Regions from separate parts of the Homo sapiens genome. Here region 2 is linked to region 1. The links are chromatin loops, found by intact Hi-C in ENCODE. Cell type or tissue: mammary epithelial cell. All regions are shown on one strand. Region 1 has its middle 9.2 kb from the start of FAM241B. Region 2 overlaps COL13A1 (collagen type XIII alpha 1 chain).

Region 1 (5,000 bases):
GCAGCTCCTGGGGGAGGAGGAGCCAGAACACAGACCCCAGGGCCTGCTGTGAGCCAGGAGGAGCACCAATATCCCTGCTGCAGTGGTGGCAGCCTTACCCCGCAACGTGCTGTGCAGCGCGATGAAGCCTTTAGCGGGGTCTGCCCCGCCCAGTCCTCCACAGACCGCACCCCTCCCTGGTGCCTGGGACCCAGCTGCTTCTCACGGTTCTCTGGCACCTATCTGGTCCCTGAGGGCATTTCAGTTTCTAACTCCTGCATAACTAGGGCACTGGTAGTTAGATCCCAAGTAGATCCAGCCCTGGTTTCTCAAGGGCTTGGGAGCAAAAGGCAAGAGTCTAACTCCCCTGGAATAAGGCAGAGGCAAGGAGACAGCACATGCACCCCCTTCCTGAGCTGTGAGGCCACAATGAGTCACTCCCACAACATCCATGTGTCCCAGGGTCACTGCACCCTCTGCACCCTGGGCTGGGCCTGACCTGTCACTTGACTCCAAGGAAAAGCAAGTGCAGCAGAGGAGGGAGAGAGAAGCGCGAATGCCACAGTCTTGAGAGAAACCCTCCCCAGGCTTCTGGAGTGGGCAGCAGTTCCCACCTGGTGGGTCTTCAAGGAAGGCTGCTTCTTCATTTAAAGAGAGGCTGGGATACAGGCAGATGTCACAGGGAGCCTTGGGACCCCCGGCTCAGAGCTACATTTATACTATTGACCTAGGTTCTTTCATTCCTCCCTCCCTCCCTGCCTCCCTCCTTTCTTTCTTCCTTCCTTCTTCATCCCACACGTGCTGCGGGGTAGAGCTACCTGCACTTACAACTTGAGAATAATGTCCCTGAGTACACAGGTGACAGAGAAGTCACCAGGATCCAACCCAGTCAAGGCAGGAAGAATGGGCTCTGTTTTTGGGGTCCCCTCCTCCCTTTAGTTGGGCTAGTGCCTCATGCCTTCTCATGCAGTTTGCAGAGCAGTCCCCAAGTTTTGACAAAGGGCCAGGGCCCCTGTCTGGGACTGGGAATACAAAAAAGAGCTGAGCATGATCCCTGCCCTCAGAAACTCAGTCTGCCATGTGAGAGGGAAGGAGCCACAAACCCTGCTCCCCGGGGACAGGGCAGCTCCCACCTGGAGGAAGGCTGGCTCATGGCTCTGGAACTGGAACCCAGGCTGCATGTTTTAAAGCTGCCCAGATGAACTGGTGGTGTTGCTAGGTTGAGAACAACTATCACAGGAAAAGGAACACGCTGTTGGAGGCACTTGTGGTTGGCTTGTATGTTCCCTTGCTGACAGCGTCCAGATTTTAGCCACTTCATCAGAAGAAAGTGATTTCTCAGGATTAGCTGAGCTCAAAGCTGCAAAAAAGAAAAAACAAACACACCCCCTCATAGACTGACAAGCGTGCTCACACAGGCCCATGCCTCAGAGGCAGATGTCTTCACTGCATGATACTGGTAAGCAGACATATTGGGAAATTTTTCTATTTTTTTTTCCTCCCAGAATTTCGAAAGCAAATTGCATTTTACATTTTCTTGACTGAGGGCAGACAATTTTCACTAATGGGCCCTGTAGGAGGTGATCTGATACAAACCCTCATCCATGGCACACCGCTACACCCCAGGCACTGCATACACGTCTTCCAATTGCAGCTCAACACCGCCCTAGATGACACGTCATCCCCATTTCACAGATGAGGCACAGTAAGGAACTTGCCCAAAGCTACCAAATGGGGAGCCTGTCTGACTCGCCTGCTTCTTGCCTCCAGTGAAAAAGACAAGAGCTAGGCAATGGGCCCCATGTCACAAATATCACGTTCATTGAGGGGAACCACCTGGCGCCAGGCTCTGAGTAAGGACAGGCAAGTGTGAGGCGTTGGTGGGTGCTGCACTGGGTAAGGCTGGGCTAGACATAGCCACCCCCACCTAGAGAGAGTGCAGCCTTAAACAGTAAGCAAGCCCCTTCCACTAACATGATCACAGCAACCCTGGGCCACCAAGTCTAAAACTTCTCACTCTGTCTCCTAGGCTGAAAACTCAAATACTGGAAGGTCTGGTTCAAGACTAGACCCCGGCGACAAACCCTCTCCCTGGGGGTTCCACAGCCACCTTCCACCCTCCCTAGGGCTCCCAGATTCAGTTTGCTGGAGGCTGGCGAGGCAGGCTCCAGATCTGCTGCCTGCCAACTTTGTGGCCACATATAAATTCCTTTACTCTGGGAAAAAGGAAGGACATATATTTTTCTTTGCTTGGGAGAGGATGAAATGAAACAAAACTTATGAATGTTCCCGGCACTAGGCTCAACCCAGGACGAAACCACAGTGAATGAGAAATTATAATGGAATTGTGCATGCTCTCCACCAGAAACCTTTCCAAAATACAAGGTAATACCAAGCCTGGGCTGGCTGAGGTGAGCACTAACCGGGAGCAGGAGAGCAGATGAATCCATTTGTAGTATATTTGCAGGAGGGAGTTCCTGCTCCTGTCCAAAAATTCCACCAGGTGGCGCCATGAGACAACTTTCACAACCTTTCCAGTCTACACACCAAGGTGGTGGGGGTCCCTCAGGTCCCTGCAAAAGGGCATTGAGAGTTCATTACCCAGTTCAGAGCAAGAAAGCTGGGGTCTTGGTCTCTCCTCAAGGCTTTTCTTAACTTCCTTAATCCAGATGTTCATGAAAATGGGGTGTTACTGGACACATAAAAGGGAACAACACACATTGGGGCCTTTCAGAGGGTGGAGTATGAGAGGAGGGAGAGGATCAGGAAAAATAATGAGTGGGTACTAGGCTGAATACCCGGGTGATGAAATAATCTGTACAACAAACCCCCATGACACAAGTTTACCTATACAATAAACCTGCACATGTACCCCTGAACTGAAAAGTTAATTTTTTTTAAAAAAGAAAGAAAATGGGGTGTTAGAGGAAGTGGGGACAGCAACGTGTTGGACAATGACGTTGGCAATGCCAGGCCAGGCAGCAGCAAAGTCCATCAAGCGTCTACTAAGGGCAAGGCCCTCTGTGGTAGGTGTCGGTCTCAGAGCTGAAAGGGGCCTTCGTGGAAGTCTAGCCCAGCCTGTTTGTTTTTCCAGAATGAGGGAGGCCAGGCGGGGGTCACTCCCTGCCTGTCAGAGGTTGTGGGGAGTCCCTCTCAGCTCGTCTCAGGGTGCAGTGTGACCCAGGAGGCAGTGTTCAGGTGAGGCCACTGCGCCTTTTCAAGGAGCCAGATGAGGGCAGAAATTGCACCCTATCCAACTGCAAAGGAGACTGAGAAACCCTATAAGGTTGTGATATCTCCCCTTGGGCCCTGGAGAAAGGGAGACAGTTCTGTCAAGATCCCCACATTTCAGGGAAAAACCCCATGGGTTGGTTCAGGGTCAGAGCTGCAAGGCCCTGAGGGTCAACTGAGTCAATCCCCCATGGTACAGGTGAGCCCAAGACAGGGTCGACAACTCAAACACCAAAATACTGCAGGATGAAAATGCTCTTCATGTACTCATATAAAATGTGCCAAGATACACTGCTAAGTGAAAAATGCAAAAGGCAGAGAAAAACGTGTCAAATTTTTCTATTATTTGTATAAAAAAAGAAAAAATAGTATATTCATGTTTGCTCATATTTGCATAACTAAATTCTGGAAGTATTTAGAAGACACTAAGAACAGTAGTTATAGTGGAGTGGAGGAGGGATGGATGGATGGGGACAGAGGAGGGAGAAAGGCTTTTCTCTATATACATTTGTACATTATATCATCTGAACCACACGAATGCATTACTTTACAAAGAGTAAGACTTTTAAAATAGCTTGCTCAAGATCATACCATGTTTCCCGCAGTTGTGGGGTACTCTTACCCGCCAGGGAGTGAAATGATTTGGGGTGGTGCACAAGATGATTATAAGCAATTTACAAACACAGCACCGAATCGGATGGTGAGGAAGTCATTCCTCTTTGTTTCTCTTCAGTCCTCTGAATCCATCGAGGAGAATGTCTCAGTGAGGGGCCAGTGAGGCTTCTGCACCACTCCCAATCTTCATAAACTGACTTTTTTAACAAAGAAAGCAGGCATCAGGCTAAGGGCTTGGACAATGGCAGTGACTAGCTAAAATGGAATATCATTCGTTTTGTCCTGGATTCATTTGTACGAATACCTACTGTGAATGGCAAGTAGTATTGGCTTTCCATTTACAATAGTAATATGAAGCTTCCTTTTAAAAAATTAATTTAAGATGTGAGCTGCTGTTAAAAAAAAAAATGTTAAGTGAGTCCTAATACCATTTCTCTGTGAATACAGTAACATTGAGCACTAACTTGTGCCAGAAACGGCTAAGTGCTTCCCATGAATTAATGTACTTGATCCTCTCACTGTGGGAGGTGCAGATGAGGACACGGAGGTTTAGGGAGATGCTGGGTTGTGCCAAGGCCTCTGGTTAACAGAGCTGAAGCCGGGAATGGGAAGCAGGCATTCAGCCCCCAGCAGGGCCCCCGCCCACCAGAGGGACTGGAGCTGGCCGCTGGGCCAATGCAGACCAGCCCTGGCTCCCAGCCCTGTGCCCCACCTGCCTGGGCACTTGGGGCAGTGGCCCTCCAGCTTCATCTCAAGTAGCTCCAACCTTCTCCTTCCAAACTCTGAGTCCCTAAAGCCATTTGGTTTCAGCCCTGCCCCCAGCCTCAAACCAGAGGCTCAGAGGCACACACATACACCCCTCCATACACACCCCCTTTGTAATTCTTTGAAGCTCTCACTCTACCTGCTTCTTGAACTTTCTCTTGCTGCTCTTTTGGGCACTGGGTGGCAGCACCAGGCGGGGTAGGCTTGCTTGTCCTACTGGCTGGGCAGGCTGCAGGTTCTCTATCTAGTTTTGGCAGCAGAGCTCTGCTGCCTCCCTCCCCTGCCCCCACTTAACCCTTTGAGAGATCACTGGATTTGTCACTTTGCAATGAAAATATGCATTCGGGAATGCAGGGAAGAGAGCTAAATCTCCATGACTGTGACCCAGGACTGGGAAGCCACTGAGGCCA
Region 2 (5,000 bases), 220 kb before region 1:
AGTGCTCATTATGCGGCAGACATAGACACAGTGCTAAGCATGGTAACTATAACACCGCACTTTGTCTTTATAACAACCTTGTGAAGTTGGCATTATCACCCCTTCCATAGACTTGGAACCTGAGGCTTAGAGGTTAAGCAACCTGCCTAAGGTGGTCACCTTGCTCTTAGATGATGGCATCTGATTCTTAAGGTTAAAAAATTTTAATTTAATTTAATTTAATTTATTATTATTTTTTGAGATAGTATCTCACTCCGTTGCCCAGGCTGGAGTACAGTGGTGCAATCACGGCTCACTACAGCCTCAGCCTCCCTGGGCTCAGGCAATCTTCCCACCTCAGCCTCCCGAGTAGCTGAGACCACACACCACACCTGGCTAATTTCTGTATTTTTTGTAAGGATGGAGTTTCACTATGTTGCCCAGGCTGGTCTCAAACTCCTGAGCTCAAGCTATCTGCCTGCCTCGGGCTCCCAAAGTGCTGGGATTATACACATGAGTCACCATGCCTGGCTTAAGTTGATTGTTTAACTTTTATTTCCATATGGTAGGGCCTGGATTTGAATTTGGTCTCTCTTGCTGCAAAGCCTGTGTTCTCCTGGCTGGAGGTCATGAAGTTCTCAGGGGTGGAAGGGGCGGCTGGGCCCTCAGCCCCTTCTAAAGTGGTCAGGTAAGTCCCCTCCCCCTCGACCCTGGACTTGGTGCCACCCAGTCGCTGGATCCAGTCCTGGTCCTGGACAGGGGGCATCAAGAGTGGCAGGGTGCTCCCAAGTTCAGTGTCATCTGAACCATCTTCTGACCCTGCTTGACCGCTGGGCTCCTAGAAGCTGGGGTCCTAGCCCCCACCCATGCCTCCTGGTGCCTGCAGCTGACCACCTGCCACCAGCTCTGCCACATGCCCGACCCACCCATCTCTGCCAGGACAGGTGCTGTGCATCACGGGCTCCCCTCAGACCTTGGGTGACTAATGATATTGGTTACACTCTGCCTGCTGGAGCAGGGGTTCTCAGCTCGGGGGAATTTGGCTCCCCAGAGGATAGTTGACAATGTCTGGAGACATTTTGATTTCACGACTGGGAAGTTTCTACTGGTCTGTAGTGGGTACGGGCCAGGGATGCTGCTGAAAAGACAATGCACAGAGCCTCCTGCCACAGAGACTCATCTAGTCCACGTGTGAATCGTGCTAAGGATGAGAAACCCCATGCTGGACTAATGGCACCAGACCTGCCTCGGGGCTCCTCCCGTGCCTCAGTCCCTAGGACGCACGCCCTTACCCGTGGCCCAGGCCTCACCGACCTGTGGTTTGCCAACTCTTGGGATCCCATTCTTCTACAGTTTGGCCTGTTCCACCTCCACCCAAGACCTCATTCGGACAAATAGTAATTTGTCTGTTATTCATCTACAGAGTATGTACTCTGTGCCTGACGCTATGCTAAGACCCTTATTTCACTCGGTCTGCCCAATGACCCAGTGAAGTATTGTTGGTTATTGTTCCCACTCTACAGATGAAAAACCTGAGGCCCAGAGAGTTTATGGTGCGTTCAAGGCTGCAGAACACATGCATCACTGGGCTGGTACTTGGCCCCAGGTCTGCCTGCCTCCCGGGACCATGGGCCCCCGAAGCTTGAAGGAGGCACATGGAGAAATAAAAGGAACAGCCTCTGCCTCAAAGAGCAGTGAAGAAGGGAAACATGAGTAACTTTAAAAACCATGAAAAGCAATTTGTGAAGGGACACTGGTGAGCTTTAAGGCAGTCCCTTCACTGGCCTGTGAAGGGACACCGGTGAGCTTTAAGGCAGCCTGTGTCTTCTGGGGTTAACTTCAAAGAGAACACTCAAGCCCTGTCACGTACAGCCCTATGGCCCAAACCCTGAGTTTCTAGGGAAGCCTGAGGCAGATTTCTGGGTAGACCAACTGAATTTATTTGATGTCCCGGGAGCATGGTTGACAAATCATGCTTTGTGACTGATAAAGCACTTCCTTATATCACAGTTCACCACAACCCAACTCCCATTTTATAGATGAGAAAACTGAGGCTCTGAGAAGGGTGCAACTTGCCTATTATTCATGGCTGGTAAATGATCCTGAATCCTGGTCTAGTGCTATTCACAGAACAGCCCACCATTAGCAAAGCTTTGAGAAGCTTTACATTTCTTAGGAAAAATGTCTGACTACTCAGAGCCAACTTGTGCAGTCTTGCAAGAGCCAACTGTGGGCATCTCTTCCTAACTTGGCGCCCAGTGACTTCACACTGGCAGCTGGAAATTGGCCATGGTGGGAGTATTCACACCACAGAAATTGGCAAAAGCTACAAAGCAGCCCCACCTTACCCCAAGAGCCACTTCTTAAGCGTTTGCCAGCACGCCACAGCTCACATCTGTCCTATGATGACATCTCTCGGCCACAAGACACCCCCAGACCTTTCCAGCCCAGGTTGATGGGGTATAACAGGTCCTGGGAGAAGTGGGCAGCAGTTTAAATCACACACACCTACAGTCTCTGTGCCTGCACTCATGGCTGACACTGATAATCAATCACAGCTCCTTAATGAGCCTAGACAAGGTTTCACAATTCTTTGCAACACAGCCACTATCAATCAGCAGAAATTGGCACATGATATGGAACCTATTAGTCATCCTGGAAACTAGAGCCACCTGGAGGTGAGACTCAGGGGAAGCAAGTAGACGAAGCAGGAGGACCCTTTTCTAACTAATCAGGCAGGACTGAGTCTAGCCTTGGGGAGTGGCAGAGACGGAGGTGGAGAGGCTGGGTGTCCTGGACTCCCCAGACACATCTCATACCAGGCATGGGGACTAGCATTGATTGCAGCTCTCTATCCCATCCCCATTCAGCTGTTAAGGTTGGCAGAGAGACTGGAATGTACGAGCAAGGAAGGGACAGGAGCCAGTAAGATCCCCTCCAGCTTAGTTCATGCCCTGGCCCCAGGAGGTCCCCAGAGGACTCCATACTACTAGCTATGCCACTGCCACCCCTGGAGCCACCTGACAGCAACCTGAGTGGCCACCTTCCTGTAAACTCCATGGAAGTGGACTTCACACCTGGCAGCCTGGCGGGGCACTTGGTCTGGCTCCAGGGGCTTCTTGACACTCTGCCCTTGGCTAACCCCTGCTTTCAATCTGGAGGTGCCCCCTTCACTTCCTTGCTCCTTGCATTGTTTGGCAAGTGCCTGAGGGCTGGTGGGACGGGGGAGGCTCAGATGCCCAGCAGCCGGGGTTACTCCTCTCTGTGGACGCAGGAGGGTGTGCCTAAGTAGCAGACTTTCTTGGTTACCTCCTCTGCGTCCATTCTCCCTTTCTCCTCCCAACAAAACCTTAAAGTTCCTCCAGCCTCCTCTCCTTCCCGATGCAGTCCTGTGTTTCCAGGGAAGCCGTTCGCCAGCCTAGCTAGCAATGGGTAAGGGTATATGCCTGGGGCCTGGAGCCCTCGTGGAGATGGCTCTGGTGAGACAGTTTGAGCAGGCAGAGGGACAGGAGATCCCCTTACCATCCCTGCAGCTCCCTTGATGCCAGAGTCCCACATCCCTTGGAATGGGGGATAGCAGCCTGGGGCTCAGGAAAATGGCCGCAGAAGGCCACAGGCAAGGAGGGCATGGGGGACCTGGCTGCAGGTTCTGCCCAGGGGGATGGAGGGTGATGCCCAGCCCCTGGCAAGAGGAACGACAACCCGACAGAAGATGGCGCCAGGCCACCCCCGTGCCCCTCCCCCACCCAGCTGTAATTCTGGGTGAATGAAAGGGAGAGAGGGAAATGGTGTCTCGACAGCTGATGAGAACCTGAAAGGCTAAGGGTTGAGCAGGAAGTGGCTGAGTTCCTCAGAATTATTTTTCTCATTCTTCAGCAGAAGGCAGGTGCTTGGAAGCACGGCTCAGTGCGGTATGAGGGGGTAAAGAAGATTGTATCTTGGCACACTGGAGCTGTGTCTCCCTCATGCCCGCTTTCAACACCTGCTCAACACCAGCTATGCATGGCTGCTGTGCAGAAGGCTGTAAAGGTCACCCGCTGTCCCTGACCTTGAGGGCTTCTTTTCTAGCTCAGGAGACCGCCCCATCCAAGTACCCTGACACTTCGTCCTGAGGCTGGGGGCTGTGGCAGCTTTTCCCTGGAGCAGGGCTCATCTGCTGGTCACTGCGTCTACTGCTTCCTGCAGACTGAGGCCGGGAACCCCAGAGTGAGACTGCAGCCCCCACGCTGCCCACCAGGTACAGACCCCCTGACTCTGCCTTCCGTCCAGCTTAGAGGTGGGTGTCCCGCTGGTCCTGGGGTGAGGCTGGCCCCACGTTGGTCTCTACTCAGAAGCAAGCTCCTGTCTGGGGGCACTCTGTGGCTGACATTCAGTCCTTCTTCCTTCTCAGGGCTTTGTTTTACCTTTTCCCATTTGAGCCACAAAACAGCCCTGAAAGGCTGGAGTAGGAGTCAGCAGCCCCATTTTCTGAGTGAGGGACTGAGATGCAGAAAGGAAATGTGCTGTCTGGAAGCTCGCACAGAATTCCCAAACTCCAGTCTCCTCCGGCTGCAGCCCTCTGGGCAGCTCCCCTGCCTGTGGCTCTGGGCCTTGTGACCTGCGACTGGACTGGGAGGGGCAAGTGGTCCTGACGAGACCCTTGACCTCCAGCCCCAGCCCTTGAGTCCCAAGCCAGGGCTGCTTTCTTCCATTGAGGGGTCACTCAGGTCCCTGAAGGAAGACAAGTCTCTGGGCATCACACCTATGACCTGGGACTTCTTCCTGACACCGGATCTCGCCAGTGTTCCTGTGCAAGGCCCTGCCTGGGGAAGCTCAAACGTCACATCATGGCTCTGCTGGCCAGTGCCCTGCCCGGCGACTGCCGGAGGAGCAGAGAAGAGGGGCTGGGGAAGGGTCACAGCTCAGGTCAGACTCATGTCGAATGCCACCCCTCAGAGGCCTGGGAGGGGCTGCAGGCTTCATAGGTCTTGCTTTGACAACCAGGCCTGTATCTCTGAATGATGAGCTTTTTGATTTTAAAG

Evidence for each region. Peaks named below come from ENCODE experiments on the same cell type or tissue, not always from the same donor. Only the 100,000 strongest peaks of a DNase experiment are listed, where the experiment ranks them.
Region 2: a loop joins it to region 1, with 4 times the contacts of the local background. A loop is called at or near these places in 1 of 110 quality-filtered maps.

Annotation. Positions count from the first base shown.
Region 1 is chr10:69,636,897-69,641,896 of GRCh38, reverse strand. No RefSeq gene overlaps it. Among named protein-coding and RNA genes, the nearest start is that of FAM241B, 9.2 kb to the right of the region's middle. In mammary epithelial cell, CTCF peaks have their summits at 1,768, 2,479 (motif pointing right) and 4,763 (motif pointing right); DNase peaks (open chromatin) are centred at 1,396, 1,646 and 2,356; H3K27ac peaks cover 907 bases.
Region 2 is chr10:69,859,307-69,864,306 of GRCh38, reverse strand. All of the region lies in intron 2 of COL13A1 (collagen type XIII alpha 1 chain), which reads right to left. Among named protein-coding and RNA genes, the nearest start is that of COL13A1, 60 kb to the right of the region's middle. RefSeq lists an enhancer at 3,051-3,756. In mammary epithelial cell, a CTCF peak has its summit at 2,657 (motif pointing left); DNase peaks (open chromatin) are centred at 496 and 2,616; H3K27ac peaks cover 2,481 bases.